Linked DNA regions of Mus musculus: regions 1 and 2 are each linked to region 3. Evidence: chromatin loops called from intact Hi-C (ENCODE). Cell type or tissue: left cerebral cortex. All regions are shown on one strand.

The links. Hi-C counts contacts between places; a loop is a spot of excess contacts. Peaks named below come from ENCODE experiments on the same cell type or tissue, not always from the same donor. Only the 100,000 strongest peaks of a DNase experiment are listed, where the experiment ranks them.
Region 1: it touches region 3 in a loop (2.1-fold over the local background); 3 of 42 quality-filtered maps call a loop at or near these places.
Region 2: it touches region 3 in a loop (2.1-fold over the local background); 2 of 42 quality-filtered maps call a loop at or near these places.

Annotation. Positions count from the first base shown.
Region 1 is chr7:75,078,111-75,086,110 of GRCm38, forward strand. No RefSeq gene overlaps it. Among named protein-coding and RNA genes, the nearest start is that of 4930533N22Rik, 52 kb to the left of the region's middle. In left cerebral cortex, a CTCF peak has its summit at 3,752 (motif pointing left); a DNase peak (open chromatin) is centred at 2,249.
Region 2 is chr7:74,704,630-74,712,629 of GRCm38, forward strand. No RefSeq gene overlaps it. Among named protein-coding and RNA genes, the nearest start is that of Gm30459, 57 kb to the right of the region's middle. In left cerebral cortex, no CTCF peak of the experiment used is centred here; a DNase peak (open chromatin) is centred at 4,540; H3K27ac peaks cover 648 bases.
Region 3 is chr7:74,864,955-74,872,954 of GRCm38, forward strand. No RefSeq gene overlaps it. Among named protein-coding and RNA genes, the nearest start is that of 0610006L08Rik, 15 kb to the left of the region's middle. In left cerebral cortex, a CTCF peak has its summit at 4,676; DNase peaks (open chromatin) are centred at 4,277, 4,516 and 4,713; H3K27ac peaks cover 287 bases.

The DNA of each region.
Region 1 (8,000 bases), 210 kb after region 3:
ATATTTTTCATTCAAGCATGAAGACCAAAGTTCAACCCAGAAAACCTATTTTAAAGAGCTACTCACAGTGTCAAACACTTGTAATCCCCTCACTGGAAAGGCAGACAGGGGAGTCCCTGTGGCTCAGTGGCCAGCAAACCTAGCATAATTGGCAAACCCAAGGACCTAAGACCCTAAGAAAATAAGGTGAATGTCTGTTAAGATGAATCTTGATATTGTTATCTGGTACACACACACACACACACACACACACACACACACACACACACACACACATTAGCACTCACCAGAGGAAGGTAAACCAGAAATCAAAATCTAGCAACTAATTGGCACCTCTTAATATTAATATTTAACTTCTTAGCTACATTGAGTGGGATTGACATGCCCTTGTTTTTGTAATTCATCTATTATAATTACTAAATCCAATTTTCTGTTTTCCATTTGCAAGTTGAAGTTTTAATTGTGCCCTTTTGAAATTTTCATTTTTTTTCTGTCATGAGGCATCTAAAAGAGTAATCACAATTTACTGATGGTTTATAATTGTGTTAAAAGTTGATCACATTATTAATGTGATTGAAAATATAAAAATACAAACAGTTTTGATAGGACAAGGAAACAACTATAATGTTAAGACAAAAATGCCAAAATATATAATATTATTGTATGCTGTATAAATCACGATTGTAGTAAGCAGAGTGTGTGCCTGGGTCTATTTGCCAATGGTAATTGCTTAGACTCCATCATCTGGCTGTGCGGAGGTAGAGGGGGAAATTCCATCCCAAGTTATCCTTGAGACCAGGAGCATTAAGGTTGGGGTGATACGCTAAAAACTACTTATTATCCTCCTCCTCCTCTCAGGTAAGACTCACTTGAAATGGGCCAGAAATACGAGTGAAAAGCCCTCTGTAGGGAACCCAGAAAGCACATTCATCCTTGAGCTAGGGGAGTCTGGTCAAATAATTTTCCCAAAGCTGTGATCACAGGTAACCAGATGGACATGGAGAATAAGAAGAAGCAGGAAGCAGGCAGTTCAACTATAAACTAATCAAATAACCATGATTACTACAGTTGAACAAAATGGGGCAGGGATTTTTTAATGTTAGTAGGACACTAAAAACAGCTTGTTATAATAGATTTGAAAGAAGCACTTAGAATTTCTGGATATAAAAGACAAAACAAACGGATGTAAGAACTCAGTGCTTATGCTGGACAGCAAATTTGACATATCCAGAAAGAGATTAAAAAAGAAAATGGCATTTCCCAGACACAGCACAGTAGCACAAACACAGAGAAGTATAACCTGAATGGCTGAAGAAGAAGAGACAGGAAAGGAAACAAAGGCAGTGTTTAAGGCAGTAATGGCTGAGATGCTTAGACGTAATATGTGAAATTGACCCCCACAGGCTTAGAATATCCATCGGGATAAATAGGAAGAGTTCTGTGTGTGGAGGGGTGTGTGTGTGTGTGAGTGTATGTGCCAGTGTGTGCCCACATGCATATATTTATATACACATTCATGTTGTGGAAATAGATGTGACATGGCCATACTGAAATAATAATAATAACCAAAAGACATGTATAAAAGGACCTAGAGATAGATCTCCCTCAATGGGTGGAAGTAAACTGGGGATGGACTTCATTCAGTAACAACAAGCAAAGCCAAAATAGAAAGCAGTTGTTTTCAGAGAGCTGAAAGGAACTTCATAGCAGTCAAAGTTTCTGTACCTAAGAAGATTATCTGCAAAGAAGAGTGAGAGGCAAAATAAAAACTTTTCACACAAGCTTCAGTTGAAATTCATGATCAAAAGATTCTCACTGAAGGAAAGGCTAAAAGATATATTCAAACGAAGAAAAGGGTATCTCAGATTAAAAGCCAGGATTTAAGAAAGAATGGAGAATGAAGAAAACTACATTCTCTTTAAACATAAACTAAACAGTATGCAGTAATGTATACCTATGAACACACACGCATACACAGAGAATTAAAGTGCCATGTAATGAATAAGATGGGAGGAGAGCTGAAGTTCAAGTGTTCCAAAGTTTATCAGGATGTAAGTTAAGTTGATCAAATTTTGCTGTTTAGTGTTAGGTATGCATGCCACCATTGTTGTGTTAACTACTAATATGAACAGAAAAAATAACATAAAATAAAAATGCACTGACTGAGTTAAGAGTTGTAGCATTGCTACATATATCATCAAGAACTGAACAATTACATAAATGGATAGCAGATGGTGTCAGCCAAGTTTCTCATTATTGGAGTGGGAAATTCAAGCAAGAATGCTACAGTGATCTATGTGGGAAGGACTTAAAGCTGTAGACACTAAGAAAAGCTTGTGTCATTTCTAATATAGGCATAATAGCCATGCTTATGGATACACAAACACATAATCTATTTTTTTGCTTTGTTGGCCAAAGACAAAACTTAAAGGCCAAATCTTGGTTTCTAAACCTGTTCTCCACTCCAAATAACCAGAGCTCCTTGGAGACATAGCTGACTTTACGGTTGAGGTAGAAAAATACACAAAATGAACCTGGAATATTCATTCGGTAAAGATAGAAATGAGAAATAGTTTTAAATTTTTTCTGCAATGATAAAACATTGTATATGATATGAGAGAAATAAATTCTACCATTTAAAGAAAGAACGGATAATATGACCAAGAATAACTTTCCCTTTATATTTTATAGTTTTCTGTTCTGCTAGAAGTATACCAATTATCATCATTTAGCTGCCAATTCCTGAAAAAAAAATCTAGACCTGTTATATTCCAGCTTCCCATAAGTAGTCTGCTGTTTCCATATCATTTATGTAATTCCCAGTGTGGAAATAAGGGAATAACACAACAAAAATCAATGACTTTGGAGGAGACACAGTGACCCACAGAAGAGATGGGGAAAGGTCATTTTATCATTCATCAGCTCCATTTAGGAGCTATTAAGCATCTGGCCTTGTGCTTCCGTTTGTGGTGTCAAATACCAGAGGGGAAATTACATGGGAAGTAGACAGCAGCCTCAGCCACATTTCAGAGAAGCATTTCAAGGGAGCCACTCCCTGAGATGTGAATCCTCAGGGAATCACGATGCAGGAGGACTTGTTTGATTACCTGTGACCTTCTGCAAGTCACACAGGTCTCCCTTGACCTTGGTGTCCTCATCCAAAATGAGGTTGTGGAAGGAATGGTCCTCCTGGCATTAAAATCCAATACCCAGAGGATATTTAATATACAGGACAGAAGTTATGATAAAATCAATGGTGAAGATAATAGCATTGAATAATCTGCAACATTTTAATCTACAAAAATGCTGTTTAATTGATGTGCTTTTCATCTTAGGCAAGTTCTATTTTAAGTAGGAACATAAATGTCATTATATCTATTATGGAAACGAGAACAATGAGATAAAGTGGGCACTGACAAGAAGCAATGGAAAGAGCAATTTTTCAGAGAATTCTGAAAACCTGGAGACTGGCATTCTGTAGCCACGTGTTCTTAACCATGTTCATTCATTTTTTTTTTTTATTCCATCATCAAAATGAGTAAGTTGAGCTAAACTAAATGACTTCTGTGATCATCTTATTTTATGACTAGAATGAATTCACTTGCTTGTAAGTAAAGGTGCTTGAACCAAAATCAAATTCTCTTGATTACAGAATATGCCTTTCCCTAGTCAGTGGTCCCCCCAAACTCCTCAGAAACCTGAGATGCATGTTTAAATGACTTAGATATCACTCATTGATCTGCCACCTACTGGCAGATATGTAACTGAATTCAGTTCTGACTCCAAGTTATGATGGGAAATGAAGACCTTTCCAACACAGGCTCTGAGACCTGTGAGATGAACACTGTACAGACTGCAGGGACAATCACTGTGCTCATGAACACACAGCAGCTGTGGTTGTCTGCACAGGACCTGCACAGACCAAGCCAGCCAACAATCTGTAGTTGGGTTGGAGTCCACATTTCTCTTTTGGTAGACTACAGAGTACTTTCCTATCCCAAATTAACTAGAGATTAGGGATAAAGGCTCCATGTAGGCACCAACTTGATTTCTCTGAGTTCAATGAATTGTGTGGATGTTATCCTCAGCCATGGGGCCCATTGTCAGTTTGTGGACAGCAATCCTTTGACTTAGCATCAGCCTGGGTTGTTTGGGGATTTCCATGGACCACCTAGGCCAACAGCTCCATTGAATGTAACCCACTCCTGAAGCCTTGCCTAGTGACAAAAGATGGTCAGTTGAGACTCCATATCCCCCATTACTCATAGTCATTAGAATCACCTTCATACATTCCAGAAAGTTTCCACTTCACTGGGTTTCCACACAACCCCCAAATGCCAACCAATCCCAGCCATCTCTCTCTGAAATCTCTCCCTCCACTCCCTCTCCCCCACTGCATACCTGATTCCCATGCTTCCATGCCCAGTTGCTTATAGTCTGCCCATAAAACCTATTTTAATCCCGTCTCCCAGTGAAGTCCATGTGTTGCCCTTAGGCCATTCATCTTTATCTATCCTCTCTGGGTCCTTGGATTGTATTTTGGCTATTGTTTACTTAATACCTAATATCCACTTATAAACAAATATATACCATGTTTATCTGAGTAACACTCCTTTGTGTACATGTACCACATTTTCTTTATTTCTTTTCTTCAATTGAGGGATATCTTGATTGTTTCCACTTTCTGGATATTATAAATAAAGTCACAATGAATATGGTTGAGCAAGGGTCTTTGTGATAGGATGAGACATCCTTTGGGTCTATACTCAAGAGTAGTTTAGCTGAATCTTGAGGTAGATCAATTCCCAAATTTTCTGGGGAACCACCATATTGATTCCATAGTGGCTATACAAGTTTGCACTCCTACCAGCAATATAAAAGTGTTTCCCTTGTTCCACATCCTTACTAGCATAAGCTGTCACTAGTGTTATTTATCTTAACTATTCTCATGCATTTTGAAAGTTAGCCTTCTGACAGATGCAAAGTTGGTGAAAATCTTTTCCTATTCAGTAGAGTGCCATTTGTTATGTGTCTTTTTTTAATGGTGACTTTTGCCTTACAGAAGACTTTTGTTTTTCATAACATACCATTTATTCATTGCAGATTTTAGTGTTCTATTCAGAAAGTTGTTCTTGTTCCAATGCATTCAAGGCTAAATCCCACTTTCTCTCCTATCAACTTCAGTGTATCTGGCTTCAGGTTGAGGTCTTTGATTCACTTGGGCTTACATTTTGTTCAGGGTGATAAGTATAGATCTATTTGCATTCTCTTTCTTAGGCAATATAGGCCTGTTTAAATTGTTTACCTGATCTTGATTTAACTTTGTTAAATGGTGACTATTGATAAAGTTACTCATGTCTTTTAGATTTTCCAGTTTGATGGAGTTCAGATTTTTAAAGTATATCTTTATGATTCTCTGTTGTTATATCCCCATTCCTTTCTGATTTTGTTAATTTGGATATTCTCTCTCTACCTTTTAGTTAGTTTAGATAAAGGTTTGTCTATCTTGTTGATTTTCTCAAAGAGCCAACTCTTTTGTTTCACTGGCTCTTTTTATTGTTCTCTGTATTTTATTGATTTCAGCACTCAGTTTGATAATTTCTTTCTGTCTATTCATCTTGGGTGTGCTTACTTCTTTTGTTCTAGAGGTTTCAGGTGTGCTGTTACTTTGCTAGTATGAGACCTCTGCAAAACGGTTTATGTAGGCACTTGGATATGAATTTTCCTCTTAGCACAGCTTTCATTGTGCCCCTAAAGTTTCAGTATGTTTCATTTTCATTTTCAGTGAATTCTAGAATGTCTTTAAATTCTTTATTTATATCAGAGGGGTCAGGATTCTTTAGAAGTATGCATCCTGGTTGGTTGATTGTATTGCAGTAGATGACCCCATACCTATGCATATACAGGCTATCCTAATTGAACTAGATGAACTTGAAAAAAAAGACATAAAGTTGGAAGGCAGTCATGGGAGTGGATCTGGGAGGAGTTAGAGGGAAGAGTGAAAAGGTAAATATGAACAAAATGTGTTGTGCATGTATAATATTTTCTGAGAATATAAATAAGACTGACTTTATCATGACAAAAACAAAAGAACTCCACCCAAAAACAAAATCACTGCATGAACTGTATAAGGTCTTTCTAGGCAGCACAGTCACCTCCTGCCAGTGTTTCATATAGTGACTTTGTGACAGGCAGCAGCAGTTCCCACTATGTATTATCAAACATTAGCTTCAGGCTGGATCCCTCAGAGGATGCTGTTACTGCAGATTTGGGACCACTGGGATGTTACTGCTGTGAAAGACCCAGGGTTTTGAGTCCAGGCTGAATTAATCGTTAGTAGAATTTCCCAAAAGAACAAACTCAGAAGCCAGTCCTTACTGGATCTACTCTCTGGCACAGTCCTGAGGAATTTTGCCCTCTCACATCTGAATACCGCCCAAATTTTCTTATTTCTCCCTACCCTTTTATAATTACCTCTAAGTAGTCTAATTTTTAAGTACCTCTACCAAAAAGTTATTGGGAACTTTTAAAACCATTTTTTCTGGTAGTGGAACAGTAGCAACTCTCTGTGTTAATGTTATAATTTTTATGAAATTAGTTTATGTCATCCTTAAACCTCCTCCAATTTATAGGGCATTATACCACATTTATGTAATCTGTTATTATTTGACATGTTTAATTTAAATATATCTCCATTATATCTTCATTAATCCAAGCTCCACCACTTATAATCTCTTGACCTTAAACAATTTTTCAAACTCTTTGGGCAAATTTGCATACTCACATTTCTCATGTGACAAGTTTGAGGATTGAAAAGGTATGCACACATATGTATACAAACGCACACACACACACACACACACACACACACACACACACACATTCATGCACACAGACAAAAGAGAGACAGAGTCCAAATGTAGTCATCCTTGCAAGTGTTTACTACTACTGCAAGTTGCTTAGGGAAAAGATCAATGTAAATAGATATTTTTTTCAGGGAATAGTTGTCTGAGAAAATAATTGATTTCTCTAAGTAACTAGATTCAATTAGTAATGGAAACTAACAGCTCATAGATTAAATATCTACAACATACTTCCTACAAAATGTAATGACTTGAGACTGGAGAGATGGCTCCATGGTTAAGAGAATTGCCTGCTCTTCCAGATAACCAAGGTTCTATACCTAGCACCTCCATGCAGATCATAGCAATCTCCAGCCCCAGAGGATCTGAGGATATCATGCAGGCACATGGTGCGCAGATACACATGAAAACAGCGCAATCCAATACATAAGATTAATTAGTTAATTAGAAATAAATTCACTTAACTCACCAGAAGTAATGAAATCAATGTTTGCTCAGGAAATGGTTTAATATATGAACATGTTTCTTGCTTTTATGCCTATTTTCATCTTCAGAACCCATGGATCTCTTCCAAGGCCTTCCTCCCACATCTGATCCCTCCATCAAGATTGATGTGATGTAATCCCTGTTAGTTAGGCCACTATCTACTGCAGGTCACCTACAGTGCAGGCATAGAAATCTTGGACCTTGATCCAAGAAAGTCAGCATCGGAATGCTTGCTGAGAGGTTGGGATCTCGTGGTATATTTATAGTCCTGTCGTGGATTGCACACAAAGTCCATCATTGCCTGTTAATGTAAGAAGAAAATAGCTAGCATGGTGAGCGAATTATAGATAAAAGGAATAGAGGGAGCCCTGAGAGATAAGTTCTTGACTTGAGGGTTCTGAGACCTGGCCATATGTGTGCGATTGGATTCTGTGATACACATCAGAAACATAAACTAACCCATGACATACAATGTACTAGTGGTACATCGTTTCTCTTGTACCTAAGTGAGTCTAAACAATAATGTGTCCAGGGAGGTTAAGTGGTTCACTGCTAAGGGTCATCACTCACTTGGTGAAACTGCAGCTTACTCAGAGCCCTCTAATGAAAGTTCATGTTTACAAATGACAAATGAAAAATTCAGACAACTTT
Region 2 (8,000 bases), 160 kb before region 3:
TCCAGCTCGTCTTCTATCTCCATGCCTTGGGCAGGAAGCACAGAGCTGATGTTCACTTGGCAGGCAGGTATTCAGTGTCGTAGTGTGGAGTGGTGATTGAACCCACTGTGGGTTCTCTGCTGTCAGGTTTTAATGGAGACATTTGGGACACAAGTAAATGACTAGATTTTCTTTCTGAATGACAGGAGACTGTGCATCATGAATCATAAATAAATAAATAAATAAATAAATAAATAAATAAATAAATAATAAATATCCATCAACTGACTTATTTCCAGAAAGTTTGCCTAATTTTTTATGTGATTCTAGATTCTGTCCAGATACCAAAATAGCAATGTTAGTCAGAGAGAGAGAGAGAGAGAGAGAGAGAGAGAGAGAGAGAGAGAGACTTTAGTCACACTGGTTCCAAAGGGAAAGGCGTTCCAGAAATGTGACATGGTTTTAACAGTTTCTTTGGGGGAAATGTAAGAGCTCTGAACTAAGGTAGCATGTGCACAAAACAAGAGCTTGGACAACAAATTGCTCTGGGCCTTGGTTAGGGATTGTGTTTGAAGAGGCAGAGGCAAGTGGGAAAAGCATGCTTGCACCACTTTCCCTTCATATCGAGGGACATTCCCCCTGGGATAGCACCATGCTGCTACACTAGAAGGGCAGAGAAAGGAGGAGGGATGGGAAGGGGGCACAGAGCCCCAGGAAAATAGAGAGCAGTGTGAGACTACACAGCAAGAAAGTATGCAACAAGGTATGTATACATAAATAACTGCGTCTGTCTAGTGCATGTGAGAGGTGCACAAATTTGGAGAAACTACCATGACCGAAAGTACTGGCACTTAGTTAGCCTAAATCTAATTCAGGGAGCACCTGGGCTCTTGAGGGAGACATGGGGAGCAGACTTGCTTGTTAGATATCTCCTGACTCTACCCAACCTTAGCTCCAGCTGCTCTGTCTGGCCTGAGATAGAATCTTTGAAACTTTAGGAAGGTCTGGAAATCCCTCTGCAAGCCATTTTCCATATTCAACCTGCAATAAATGGTTTATTCCAAAAGAATGGCCAAAAGGGATCAAAAGCTTTTGGGATCCTGCCTCACACTCACCAACACTTATTATTCCTCTCCATCTCAAAATGAGAATGAGTGTTTCTGTTCTTATCCTCAGGAGATGCACTTAATCCTTGGAGGGGAAGACCATCTCTTCTTGCATTTACCAACTCATCAGAACCTGATGGGAATGAAAATGATAGAGGTCTGTGAAACAAAACACACCTGGCATCTTCTCGTCTTCCCCACAACCCACTGCTTTATGTTAATAGAGTTGAACTAAAGAGGGCCAGGTAGGAGGTGGGCAAAATCATTGCTATATAAATAATAATAATAATAATAATAATAATAATAATACTATTAATAGAAAATTTCTTCAACTAAAGAGAAAAGGACAGGAGAAGACAAGAAAGAAGGAATACAGGAAATACTAAGTTCACTTTCCTTGTGGTGGGTACTGTAGTGCTCTGCCCAAGTCAGAGACATTCAACCTTTAGCTGTGTGTTTCCTGTTCATTATTCACACTGAATGTGTTCCCTGAACTGCCTTCACATTAGAAAAACTGCCTCACCCAAAAGCATACCTATTCCTGGGAGAGCTTTCATGTAATAACCCTAGCTAATGCAGGTATTCAGTGGCTAGCCCCATCCCTTCAATGCACAAAAACCCTGGAGGTCCACCCAGCTCTAGAGTTCCATAGGGACTGGCTGAGCCCTTGTTGACTCTGTACTGCAACTCACTCTGTGTACCTGCTATACTCTCCACAGCTCCCCTCCCCCATTGATTCTGAGGCCAAACATCTTTGGTTCAACTGAGCAAGGGGAAAGTAATTGGCCTGAGAAGAATCCATGACCCAAGACAAATAGCTGTCATTACTGTTTCACTGCAGAAAGATACCTGTAGAACCCTACCAGACTGAAGAGACAGAATAGTTAAATCTTATGAATGAAGCATTCTTAAAGTATAAAACTTGGCATGTGAGACCTACTTTGGAGGAGGGTTAGGCACATACATATACTTGATCTTATATAACTTAGAAAATGTGTGTAGTGTGATTCCAGTAATACTTTGATACATATTTATGGCACACGTAAGTACTTAATATTTGAACGGAACCTGAAAGTGCTTCTTCTTCCACATATGACCTTGACCATCAGTGATCCTTGCAATGACCACTTACTTTCAAAGACAGTATTTTCATTGACATTATTTTCACTGATCTATACTTTGCATAAGAGAAGTTCCATATTTTTCCTGGAGAATGTACATTCCAGATGAGACTAATGGAAGCATTCTGTGTGTTCTGTGTGGCAACAACTGTGATGAATCCCTCTAAATGTGCGGGCACTGTGCAAGCAGAGCTTACAATAGGGAATTACAGCGAGTGTGGAACACAGGGAAGGCTTATACTGGGAAACAACATTGCAGCTCAGAGCTCAGAGCTAGAGAGTGCATAGCATCAGCCTAGAGCAAGAAGAGGCTGAAGCCCTCTAATCATGTGTGCACTCTGGGGACCAAGGCATGATGTCAAGGGCATGAAGAATACAGAGGAACTCTGGGATGTACTGCTGTCTGCTGATTGTAGAGACCTGGAAAAGGATTTGGACTTTATTCCAGGGATAGAAGCGAGTCATTGGAAAGTTGTAAAAGAGAGTGACAGGATCAGATAGAGATTTTTAAAGTATTGTACTGCTTCAAGCACTGGACCAGGCTAAAAAGAAGCCAGGGACACCAATTCACAGGCATCTGGCTTAAGGGAAAGATGATGGTCACTTGGGAGAGGGTGAATCTCAGAGATGTTGTGAAGAGGACCCATGAATATTGGGAGCCCAGCTGATCTGACTGAAGATGCACAGGGCTAGGTCCCATCTGGGACTATATTCTCTCAAGGGATTGTGAATGCTCAACTCAGCAATACTTAGCTGTTTCTAGTGTCAGAAAACTTATGAAAGTTGAGAAAATGAAATTATGCACCATGTCATTGAAGATCATAACATTTGCCACCAAAAATATAACAATTTTCCCAGAGAAAGCATTATACACAGGTTCTAAAAGTTGTCACTGTAACTATGGTGAGAGAAACCCCAAGAATAAGACAATTCTGATTTGATTGCTTGATATTCATGGGACTCTGAAATCCAGTCTCAAATCACATAATCCATTCATAAATTCAACAGGTGATTATTTTTAATCTTACTGTTGACAATTTAATACGACACACACATAGAACATATTCTGGTCATATTATCCCCCTATCGTCCTTTTATTAACTCCTTACTCCTTCTGCATCCCTCCTTCTTCCCTGTTCCCCTCCCACTTCCATATAATTTTTAAAGACCAGCTGAGCTTAGTCATGGTGGTTTGCAGGAGTATAGTTATCCAACTTACCAATGGACTGATCATTGAGGAAAAGGCTCCCGTTTTCCCAGCAACCAATAGCTCCTCAGATAGGGTTGGGCCTTGGGACACCCCTCCTCCATCAGTGCTAGAATTAAACAGATATTTATTGAATGCCTTATTTCATCTAAACGATGATGCCAGCATGTAGGATATATGAATGACGCTTCCAAAAGGGCATAGCTAATAAGAACTAAACTGATCCCGTCCAGGGAAAGAGCAACAACAACAACAAAAGATGGCTGAGACTCCTTCATCCATCATTAAATTAAAGGCAGGATAAGGTGTTACCCATAGAGAAACTGAAAGGCATGGAAACCCCAACCTCAGCCTCTTCTGGCGAAACTGCTCATACTAACTCATATCTAGAGATCCTCCAATCTCCTTCCACTTCTCCCAGCTCTGTGTTTCCCAGTTAAGTTTCTCTTGTTCTTGTGACATACCAGGGCCACCCCTTGCAGGAAATCTGCCTCACTGCCTCGCTGAAAGGCGAACTGACTTTCAGGCTAATGAAGTTTCTGGAGAAAGACTTCATGATCAATGATGTCACACATGCTCCCAGGAGAGAGATGAAGTCTGGCTTCTCACCAGCCTAATCCCAGACCAGCTTCGACTGAATCTGGTTTAGAAGCAATGTTTTAAACTTTAGATTTTCCTATGCTTCTATGTACAAGAATGCCCTTGGAAAAGGGATGTTGACTGAAGCATGGAAAAACCCTGTCAGGACATTGCTGATGCAGCAGGCAAGAGTCCTGGGGGCACCTAGCAAAGGCCCAGGAATGCTGCCACCTCTGCTGGCAAAGTACAGGGTGGGGTGGCCTGGTGCAACCCATTCTTCTTGGCCCTGGGGACCATCTGTGTGTGTAGGATTTCGGTGAGGCCTCTGCTGTTGTTTTTACTCTAAGTGTCCAGAAACAAGGAGACTGGAGGCATCACCGAGTTTTCGTTCCTCAGCAGTGTTTTGGAACTGACTTTTCCTCATTTGCACCAGATGCTCAAGCACACAGCCTGGTTGTCAGGACTTCCTGTTAAATTAACCTCTCGTGTGTGGAGACCGGTTGCTGCAAAGCAAAGATTGGGAGAAAAACCAAACGGAACCAATATATAGGCCAGGACTTAGCTCCCACTGCAGGCCCATCTGCCTCCAGGACTGAATCTTATCTGATCATTTCCATGGCAACAGCTGTGGGATTAGAATAGGATGAAGGTTTAGGAAGAGTTGCTGGAATTCAGTCCTAGACAAGTGAGGATTATTTAACTACACTCTCATGTTACCATGGAAACGCAAATTTACAAATCAGGCAGGATTTTTGTAGCCCTATAGCACAGAATTATATTCTTAAGGCTGCTTCAAATCCCCCAGCCCTGTTTTTCATCCCTTGGGAGGGGGCATAATTATTCCACTGGACACAGCTTAATTATTCCACAAATAATTTTTATTTTCATTTTAAAGGCATAAAAAGTACACAAAGTTTAAGATCAAAGGACTAATTCTTAAAATGCTGTTCTAAATTTTTTAAAGTCAAATATGGTTAAGCTCAGGGAGAAAGAAATTTAAATCTATACTAAGGAATATATACAGAGTCAGCTAAGCCTCATATATGAACCAGAACCAAAATTATCCTCATTAAAATGGTGTTTATTTCTCTTAACTACAATTGACCCTAAATTTTCAAGTTGCTTATTAGAAATTTTAGCATCAGAAGTGAATAAAGCTTCATCTTTGATCAGAGTTTTAGGTTTACAAACCATGAAACAAGAGAAGGAGAAGAAGAAGAAGAAGAAGAAGAAGAAGAAGAAGAAGAAGAAGAAGAAGAAGAAGAAGAAGAAGAAGAAGAAGAAGAAGAAGAAGAAGAAGAAGAAGAAGAAAAAGAAAAAGAAGAAGAAGAAGAAGAGCCAAAGGAGTGGTGATACCTGTCTCAAAGTCAAACCACACCCCTCTTACATCAGAGCATCTTCAAGGAAGCCAAAGATGCTGACAATCGCATTTTGTTCTTAGTGGTTCCCTATCAATTCTCAAACACCCAATTACTATTTTCCACTCTCCAGCCCTTCCTGTGGCACAAATACTTTGAGTCTCCCACGTGGCTGACACCACCTTCTGTCACCATTATCCGCACCAGCTGCTTAAGTCAGTATGGTGACAGGAGCTGTCAGAAGTGGAGTGACTTCCCTCAAGGTTAAGCAGGAATACAAAAGGATAGCTGGACCCTCAGTCAGAGCCGCAAAGTTAGAACGAGAGTTTATGTGGCTCTATTTTGGACAGGGCTGTAATAGGCTATTTGCATATCAATGGTATCTGTGTCGTGAGTCTGGGAAAGCTGCAGAACAATCATCTTTGTATTAAGAGCATGCATCCACATGTCTTAGGCACGTTGCTTAAACTTGAGCCTGTGGTGTAAGAGAGGGTACAATTAGGGTACAATCTGACCTAGCCCCAAAGAGGCTCTCAAATATACAATAGTTCTCATACCCTCAGAGGATACAATCTCACATTATTCTGTAGGGCTATTTCATTACATTTATTAACATCCAAAATGAGTCATATGACTTTTCATGCCTGATTTCTTAGTAACTACTACATGGAGCTGTTTATTTTTATATGAAATGAAACCATACATGTGGGGAGAGAGCCTAAATATAAATATGATTATAGCAGAAATATCAACAGATGCTACACTATTCAGTAGGCTTGATTGGTGCATACGTGCATATATGAAAATAGCTTCCAAATGCAGCACTCCCTAAGACAAGTATGGTATAGGACAATGTGTAGCCCCAAGTATACAGAAGCACAGAAAATAGGCTGTGTGTGTACCACTGCGATCTGAAGAGATCCCTATGAAACCATGGACAACAGATACATCTAGGGGGTGGGACAGCAGATCCTCAAGGGCAAGGAAGCATTTATTTGCAATTTGACGAAACATACACATTTTTATTTCTAAGTGTACACGTTTATTTTTATGTTGAATTTGAAACTGGACTTTATGTAGTTCAAGTTGACCCCAAATTAGCTATGTAGTTGAGACTGACCTGGAACTCCTGATGCTCCTGCCTTAGCTCGCAACTGATGGAATTACAGCATGGACTACTGTGCCTAGTTTTATGCAGGGCATAAGATTCAACCTAGAACTTTGTGCGTGTCAAACAAACACTCTACCACTTGAGCTATATGCCCAGTCCTACACGTACTCATTAGTAGTCAACATTACATTATTAGAAAATAATGGGATGGGAAGGATTGAACTGGTGCAGTAGCCTCACCAAAAGGTGGGAATGGTAAGAAGATAAAAGGCAGAATGTGAAAAGAAACAGAAAACCACTTTAATTAGCAGATGCCAAACGATCTTCATGGGATCTTACAAAAACCGTGAACAGCTTTGTTGGCGTATAATTTACATACTACAAAATTTCAGACAATTTTAAAGTGTAGAACTGCATTGGTTTTTAAACATGTTTATAAAACTGTGCAATTATGACCACAATCTAACTTTGGAATATTTCCATCCCATGGGAGGGAACTCTACCCATTAGCGGTCATTCCTCATTGCTCACTCCTGTCACTCAGGCCTTGGCAGCTGCCTATTTGCTTCCTGTGTTTATAGATTTGCCTTTTCAGGACACTTCTTGTAATTGGAAGTTAATCACATGTGGTCCTTTAAGGCTAGTTTCTTTCACTCGGCATACCATTTTGAAGATTGACCCATCTTGTATTCTGCATTAATGTTTCATTTTTATTACTGTAAAATAGTCAATCATCAAGCCATGTCCTCTCTTCTGTATCTATTCACCAACTGATGAGCTAATGCTATGAGCATGAATTCGAAATTCTCAGCTGATTGCATATTTTCCTCTTGGGTAAGTACATAGGCTTGGATAGATAAAAGGGTAGGTGCTAAGTCATTTAAGAAGGTGCCACCATACATTCTAAAGTGAGCATATTGATATTAGCTGTTTACAGCTCTGTGTGAGTTCTGGCTCTTTTCATGGACTTTCTAGTATTTCCCATGCCTATTCAAATCCTTTTCCCATTTTTAAGATGGGCTGAGGGTTTGGTTCAGTGGGTAATGCGCTTGGTGTGCAAGCTGTGTGGACCTGAGTTCAGATCTCCAGAACTCACCTGAGGCAGAAGTGGCAGTGTGCATCTGATGCTAGTATTCCTACATGGATAGGAGGCAGAGACAGGAGAATCCCTGAAACACCAGGTTGGTTATCCTGGTATATACAGTGGTGAACAATAGAAGATACTATCTTGAACAAAGTGGAAGAAATGGGCTGGCACCCAAGGTAAACTGACCTCCACATCTGGGTTCCCACATTCACAAACTAATATGTATTCATACACATCACAAAACCCCCTCACCCCCTCACCTCTATACCCCCGAATAAGCAAGATATAAAGGAATCTGTATATATAAAAACTAAGTCTCATCAAATATATATGATTGCAAATTTTCTCATTCAAAGGATTGGGTTTTTTCCTTCTTACTGACTGTCACTATTTGAAGGAAAAATACCCATCAAGTTTGGGGAAATGTTATTTATCAATTGGGTATTTTCCTT
Region 3 (8,000 bases):
TGGCCACTTCCTTTTCCCGAGGTTCACTACCAAGGTTCAGCTACCAAAGTGTTGATGTCTAGCAATCAAAAGCCCCCTTTGGCTGTCCTACTTAATATGCCAAATTAAAATTAAACACCTCATCCTAACAAAAATTATCCCCTTGTACTTGTATAAACTGCCATTTTCTTATGTGCCACATCTGTCTCCTCTATCCAGAGGTAGTCTTTTTCCCTCCAGGACAGAACCCCCAACCCCTTTCCTTTGTTCTCTTCCCTTCTCCCTCATGCCCTATCTGCTGTCTCTGTCTATTACTCTTTGCCCTATCTTCCTCTGCAAGCAGGTAGCCTTTGTGTTGAGAATTTGGTTAAAGGGTTTCTGAACCAATACTTTTCCTAACAAGTTGCAGGGCAGGTAGGGCTACATAGTGGTAACATAATAAAATAAATGAATATCATATTTTCTTTGTCCTAATATTTTTTCATTTATTTTGCAGCCGTATTTTTGTGTGTGTGTGTGTTTTCAGAATGTTTCAATATCCAGGGTGTGATTTTGTTTCAACACAGAATCCCACATAGCCAAGCCTAGCCTCAAATTCACTGTGTTGGTGTGGATGGCTTGTTAACTCCTTATCTTCTAGGCTCTACTTCCTAAGTGAAGGAATTGCAGTTGGGTACCTTAATGTCAGATTTTGGGAGTGCTAGAGATTGAACTCTTGGCTTTTTGCATAGCAGATAAGAATGGAGGAAGTCTGAGGCCTTCAGTTAACAGTGCAGCTACTAAGCCTTCCTCAGCTACATTTTCAGCCAAAAGACAGCTTTTTTATAAAGAAGAAATTACACATGCTTTAGAGATGAAGAGAGCAAGGTCAAAATTAAGCTGGGGAGTAAGAGCTATACTTATCTGTAGATATAAAAATAAATATTTAATTTATCTTTATAATTAATTAATTATTTCTAACCATAAATAATAATTACATTGGGTTAATAAAGTGGGCATTGTAGGTTTCCCTCAAAGATCCATGACTTCACCAGCCCCACATAGTTGGCTAAGTCTCCAGTACCAGACATGATGTTGCTCTTGTTGAATAAGCCTTAAATTCACTTAGAAATGCCTTTTCACAACAGATGACGAATACTACAGAAAGCCATAAGTGATCAAAATGCAGATAAAATGATTCTGTGTGGCCCAGCCCTAACTAAGAATGAATGATTGTGCTTTGTGGGCCCTAACTGAGGCATCTACAACACAACTTCAGCTCCTCAGGCTCAGGAACCCCTGTGAGGGGGCAGCAGGATTGTAAGAGACAGGAATAGGAGAGTTCAACTCCAAGAAATGCCAGAGAAGCTACAGCCATGACGTTACCTCTTCATACTGCCTGACTGAATATGAACACACACAGCCCCACCAAAGAGGGGAAACGTCATAGGGCCTCAGCTCTAGACAAAGAACTATGGGCTACTAAGGAATGCTGAGAGCATGAGAAATAATCTTCCAGAGAAGGGTCCCTCTAATTGGTTATCCAGTCTCTCTCTCTCACACACACACACACACACACACACACACACACACACACCAGTTAAAGGAAAAGATGCTATGAATTTGAGAAAGAAAGTGGGGTATATGGGAGGTTTAGATAAAGGAAACAGAAAGGGAAATAATATATTTTAATTATAAAATAATTATTTAAAATAATAATAAAATAAGGGTGTTTACACGTATCTGTGGATGAATATGGGAACAATACTCTGCATATTGAACCTCATTATTGACTATTTAACTTAGAGCTCCACGGTGTAGCCTAGTCCTGTAACACTTGCCTGGCAGGCAAAAGGGTTTACATTCTATCCCAAGCTGTGAAAAAAATTGAAATTTATTTATAATCATAAAACTTCAGTACTTTTCTTATTATTTCCAAGTCTTAGTTAGTGGTTTGTCTGTTCCTACTGAACATACCTTAGAATTATCATTTCTTATTCCTTCCTCATGAGAAAAACAAAGACTAGAAGTGTATTATTATATAAAGTAGCCTATCATCAGATGACAGTTATAAAGAGACTAGAAAGTCATTCTGATGAACTTGAAATTTCAAATGAATTGCTAAGGCCAGTGTTGAAATTCACAAACTGACCATCATGAAGAGCCACATGCTACTACTACATTTTTGAGTGAGTTAACTTCCGCTCGATGGCCCAGTACCTGACAGAAACAAGGGAGGAAAGATTGACTTCAGCTCACAGTTTCAGACGGATTGCTCCAAGGAGAAAAAAAGTGGAGAAAAAAAGCCTATCAGGACAGCCTACTTTCATCAGAGTGAGTGTGTGCTGCTGAGGTTCGTCATATCATGGTGGACCCATCAGCAGAATGCAACCTGGAGACCCATGAGCACAGTGGAACCTAGGTCAGACATTGCCTTCAAAATCCCACCCCAAGTAACTACTTCCTGTAGTTAGATCCCAACTACTGAATGTTCCATGGAATCACAACTCATGCTACCAGATAGGGAACACGCTTTCAAAACATGTTGTGAGGGACATTTCAGATCTAGATTATAACGCACAGTAACACACAGCTTAGTTACCTAATGGGACTCGGAGAGCGGCATCAGTGCAGCTCCAATCCTTATTTATTCTGATGAAAAAACCAAAGCTTCAAATAGGAATGGGAAATACTGGTTAGGCGGCTCCATAAGCACCTGTAACATTAATAAGCAGAACAAGTAAAGGTTCTGGTGCCTTGTTGATAAATTATTTTCGGTTGAAATATGTACTTATTTGCTTCAGTTAAATAGAAAATAGGGAAATAAAAGTGTCCCACTAGGCAAGAAGTAAGAGTGGCCCCACCAGTGGTTCAGGTTCCAGCTGCCTACTCACAGCTGCTCTGTATTCATTGCATGCAAGCCTGGTCACCTGATGCCATCACTAGTCTTGTGCTCCACATACTGGGACCTTTTGTTAAAGAAAGCATAAACTTTCATCTTAAATTTTGGGTGTGTGTGCATGTTAACATTATTGTAATTTGATATCTAATGGTGTGTGTAATTCAAATTCAGGAGATTTAATCTCTGAATATGCAATGCTAATCAAATTGAGAAGATAAGAAGCCTAGCATCCAGACCAAATGTGACAGCTACAAAAAACGCTTGCCCTGCTATGGATCAGGATCTACAAGCTTTTAAACACAGAATACTATTTAACCCTAGGGAATCTGTATTGCTTTAGCTTTATCTCAGAAACCTGAATGACTAGTTACTTTCAGACAATCCAGTAGTAGAGTAGATCCAACTGTTTTCTTGTCTAATTCTAAATCTTAACGTCTTGCCATCAGGTATTTCAAAGAAACATAATCAGAAGGTTTTCATGCATGGCTTCAAAAACCACAGTTCCCCAGTCGTTTCTGAAGCATGAGTGAAAGGATGGAAATTAACTTTAAATTAGTGTAGAAGGTGAGTTTTGAATAGATTAGCTCAATATCTCTAGTGGCTATCTAACAAGCACATGAAAAGGATGGTGAAATTCATCATTCTCAAATGCATATGTATCACTGAGCATTTCGTTCTTTCAAGTTGAGTAGCAGATTTTTGAAGGACAGTAGATTGTTCACTTGGAAGAATTCACCTTCTCTTCATCCCAAGTTTTCACTTGAATTCACAATGCTCTGATTGGAAGAACATATTTCATTCCTATGGTAACCAGCATTTCCCCTATCCCCTCCCCTTTGAAAATCCAAAGGGACACCTTTTACTTCAGAATTAGAATATGCAGTAGAAACAGGTGACTCTATTTTTAAAGCATGTTTCTCTCCACAAATAGCCTCTTACCATTAGGTTAGAAGAAATATTATCCTCTCTCTCTTCTTCCCTTACTTTAAATTCTGTTCCAAATTATTGTTAACCCTCCACAACTACAAGTTCTTCCTCTCTAGATTCAACCAACCATAGATTAAAAAGTATTTGGGAAAAAATGTACCTATACTGAATATGAGTGGACATTTTAATTGTCATCTTCTCCTAGCCATATAATTTATAATGTATAAACCTAACCTATGCTATACAACAGCCATTTTCATCATGTTTGTATTATGTTCATATTGTAAATAAGCTGCAGATAATTTAAGTTGTCCAGGAGGAAGAGCATGGTTATGTGCAAATACCATGTTTTTTCATGCAGGGCAATTGAGCATCTATGGATTCTGGTTTCAGTACTCATCCCTGGAGACAATCTTCTGTAGAAAACAAGGGACAGCTGTATTTTCCATTGAGACAATCGCCAACTGAACTGAAAGCTTGTCAGTGGAGCCTAGGCTTAAGGCTGCCCAGTCTCTGAACTGTATTTTCCTCTGGAATGAAATGGAAAAAGTCCCTTAACATTTTGGTTGGCTTTTATATATCTTGTGTAACAATCCATAGATGTCTATGGCTGATAGAGATGTCACATGCATTTTAAAAATAGCCAGGAGAAGAAAAATTCTACTTTATAAATAGAACTAAATGTAGTTCTTCGCTGTCTCCAACTCTCAGCGAGTGTGGCAGCTATAAGAACCGGCTTATCTAAGCATCAGAAGACTACAAAATGCTCTCTGGAATTGTAATGCCAAGAAATGTTAGGCAGAATGGGGTCATAGATGTGACTTTACATCATAGCTATGAATATTAGTTCAGGAAGGTATCTCTCAGGCTTCTGGGACACCCTAGTGGCCAATCACCCACCATTCTTGATAGTGACCCCCAGCTAGCTAGTGATGGATGCTTGACGTTTCACCCATCCTCCCACCCGCATCCTTGACAACTGTTGAGGAGAAGGCAATTCAGTGAGAAGGCACGTTCATCCCCCTCAGCTCCCTCCCCTAGCTGATACAATGGATGATCACCAGCCTCACTAGTAGACAAAGTTACTTGATGTTGACCTTCTGAAACGTGTTTCTCTTGTATGAATTTCAGAGTCTTCTTCTGGAATTATAATTAAAAATGCCTTTAAGACACCATGGTCCTGTTTGTAAAGCACCTGATGTAAACCTAGCTCACCTTTTAATTGTTTAATTGTCTCTGTTTTCAACCTTCATCTGATAGGCCCGCCTCAGTTTCCTGTTATCATTCTTTCCCTAAGCTTCCATATGATGTGACTGTCACAGAAAGGTCCTCTCTCTACTGTCCCTCCTGGAGGAAACCCTGAGCTTTTCATTATGCTCTTCAGTCCTGATATGCTCTGGTTTACTGGTCTTAGTCTCTATCTTGTGGTGTGACAGCAGTCAAGGCAGAAACGGGGTCAGTTACAGACTCATGCTTGGACTAAGAAAAGATATGAGGTAAATCTCAGTTTCTGTGACTGTCCTGTGGATAAGCCAGAGACCTCTCAGATCTTCACCTCCTCCTGCAAATTTGAAATGAATAGGATTTTGTAAAAACAGTTAATACAGAAACCTGATGAGATGAGGTAATAATTAACTTGCTTACTATATAGGAAGCATACCTATAAAGCTTTCAAGATAGCCTTAGGAAGGAGATACTATTATTGAGTTTATTTTGCAGATAAGGACTCCAGTGACTTCTTGTAACTTGGAAGAGGTGAGTCAGTGAGTGGTAAAGGTGGATTGACATGGATCTTTGCAACTTCTTTCAGGAATAGAGTCCAGAATGAGGGATACAGCATAACTTATAAGACCGAGTTGTAAAAAGTCCTTGCTACTTGCTGGCTTACTTCTGCTTTGAAGTTCCCACTCGGCTTTCAGGGAGTCTGGGCAAAACAAACACACATACACACACACACACACACACACACAAACACACACACACACACAGAGGGAGAGAGAGAGAGAGAGAGAGAGAGAGAGAGAGAGAGAGAGAGAGAGAGAGAGCTATGTAGAAAGAAAACACCAATCTCCTAGTGCCCAGATTTGATTGAATGCCCAAATCAAAACCAGCATCAACTTTTAATTTGGTCCAACATCTTGGAAGTGGCTCTTCTGATCTCTGATTAGGCCACCATGTCCAGCTGAAAGTCACACAGGAAGTCACAGGAAGTTCATGCTGAGCTCCATTGACAGTGCTGATTATTTGTGAGAGAAGTTTGAAGTTTCAGGTTATTGCCTTAAATGTTTATGTTTTGAGGTTGTTTGTTTTGTTTCAATTACATGTTTACCTTTATAAGAGTTGTCTTGGTCATGGTGTCTTTTCACAGCAATAAAATGCAAACTAAGACAGTATATAATAACCCCACTTCCATGTCCTGTTATATGAACTAACCTCCTTCTCTGTTCAACTCTATACAATAAATATGCTGAACTCCCAGGATGTTGAGGTTTCTCCAGCAGGAAGCCCAGAGGACCTGATCCCAGCTCTCTTTGTTTCTGAATATGCCAGTCCTGTGTTTATTCTTTTGGTACTCTAGTACCAAAGACTATTCCTGAAGCTATGTATGAATGTAGTATAAAACCTTGTCTTAAAAACAAAACAAACAAACAAACAAAATACCTCATAGAATTTCAGAAACTTGTAGGATCATATCTCACATCTCAACATGAGCAAACAAAAGACTGCCTTGGGCTTTTCTGGCAAATCGTCTCACAAAGTCAAACCAGAACTCTTTTCTAAAATAATACCCCCTGCCCTAAAAACTCCCATTAAGCCCAACTTCTTAGAGGCTCTACATAATCTCCAAGCATCACCATTGTAGGTCCCAAGCCCCATGGGAGGCACAGCACAGCACTGACTTTGGGGCTGTCACACTGTCTTCCTGAATATCAACTACATAGAAGGCCAAGTGTCATTATGAGCACAGAATCAGATAATAGCACGACTGAAAATGCCATGCTGCTCAGATGAAAGAATAGATTTAATTAGAGAAAGCCATCCACATTTGCTAATAGGGCTGATGTGAGTCATGAGCCCACTCGGGGAAGGGCATCCAGCTCAGTGGAAATCTTCAGAGAGAAGCTTACCAAATGACTTGAGATCTTGAAGCTAATTGCATAGAGTACGTATGGGGTTGCTTGAGACGGACAGGTTTTCAGTGAGTGACCAACTAGGTGTGCTACCTCGGTGGTAGAATCTTAAGCTGATGAGATAATGAAAAACCTACACATGAGAAAGAAGTCCTTACAAGTGGGTTCAGAGAGACTCGTGGGGCAGCCATGTGAAAGGTCTTGGAAGGAGTTTTCATAGTAAACCAAAGACGAACACAGAAAAGCAAAGAGACCGTTGTGCTAGGAATAAGATCACTAAACTTTCATTTTCTGGTGCCCTACTATATTTTAAAAAAACAAAACAACACAAAAATCTTAAAAAGACTCAGGTTCACTCTGAATATTTCATAAGCTAGATGGAACTCTTACTGGGAGGAATAAAGGGTTAAGATGAGGCTACAGATCTGCCAGGAAACCTGTGCTTTAAAAGCCCTGACAAGTGAATGTCATTTCAGAGCAAAAGCGGCCACAGCAAACCCTTGATCATTAAAAGACAAATGCCTTCCACCTGTGCATATGCTCCAGCAGTCAGCCACCCATGTAAAGTTGCAAAGTGACCATGGCTTTGACAGAGAATCACTGAACCCAAATCTTCTCTGAAAACAGCTGCTTTCCCTAGAGCAGTGAATCCTCAACCTTCCAACTGCTGAGGCCCTCTAAGACAGTTTGGTGACCCCAAAACATAAGATTACTTCAGTGCTATTTCATAACTGTAGTTTCGCTACTGTTATGAATCATAATGTAAATGTCTGCGTTATCCAATGGTCTTAGATAATCCCTAGGAAAGGGTTGTTTGAACCCAAGGATCATGACCCACAGGCTGGGAACCACTTCCCTAAAACATCAAAGGCAAACTCAGAAGCTAGTGGTATAGATACATGTTCCGCCTCCCTGATGCTCTCCTGTGCATTTCATTAGGAGCACATGGTACTGAGCATCACCGTAAGTATCTTCAGCGGGGACCTGAGGTTCTACCATCACATGACATAAGTTCCATATCAAGTCAACAGCTGAATTAGAAACAAGTTTTCAGAACAGAATAGCTTATACCCCATGGAATA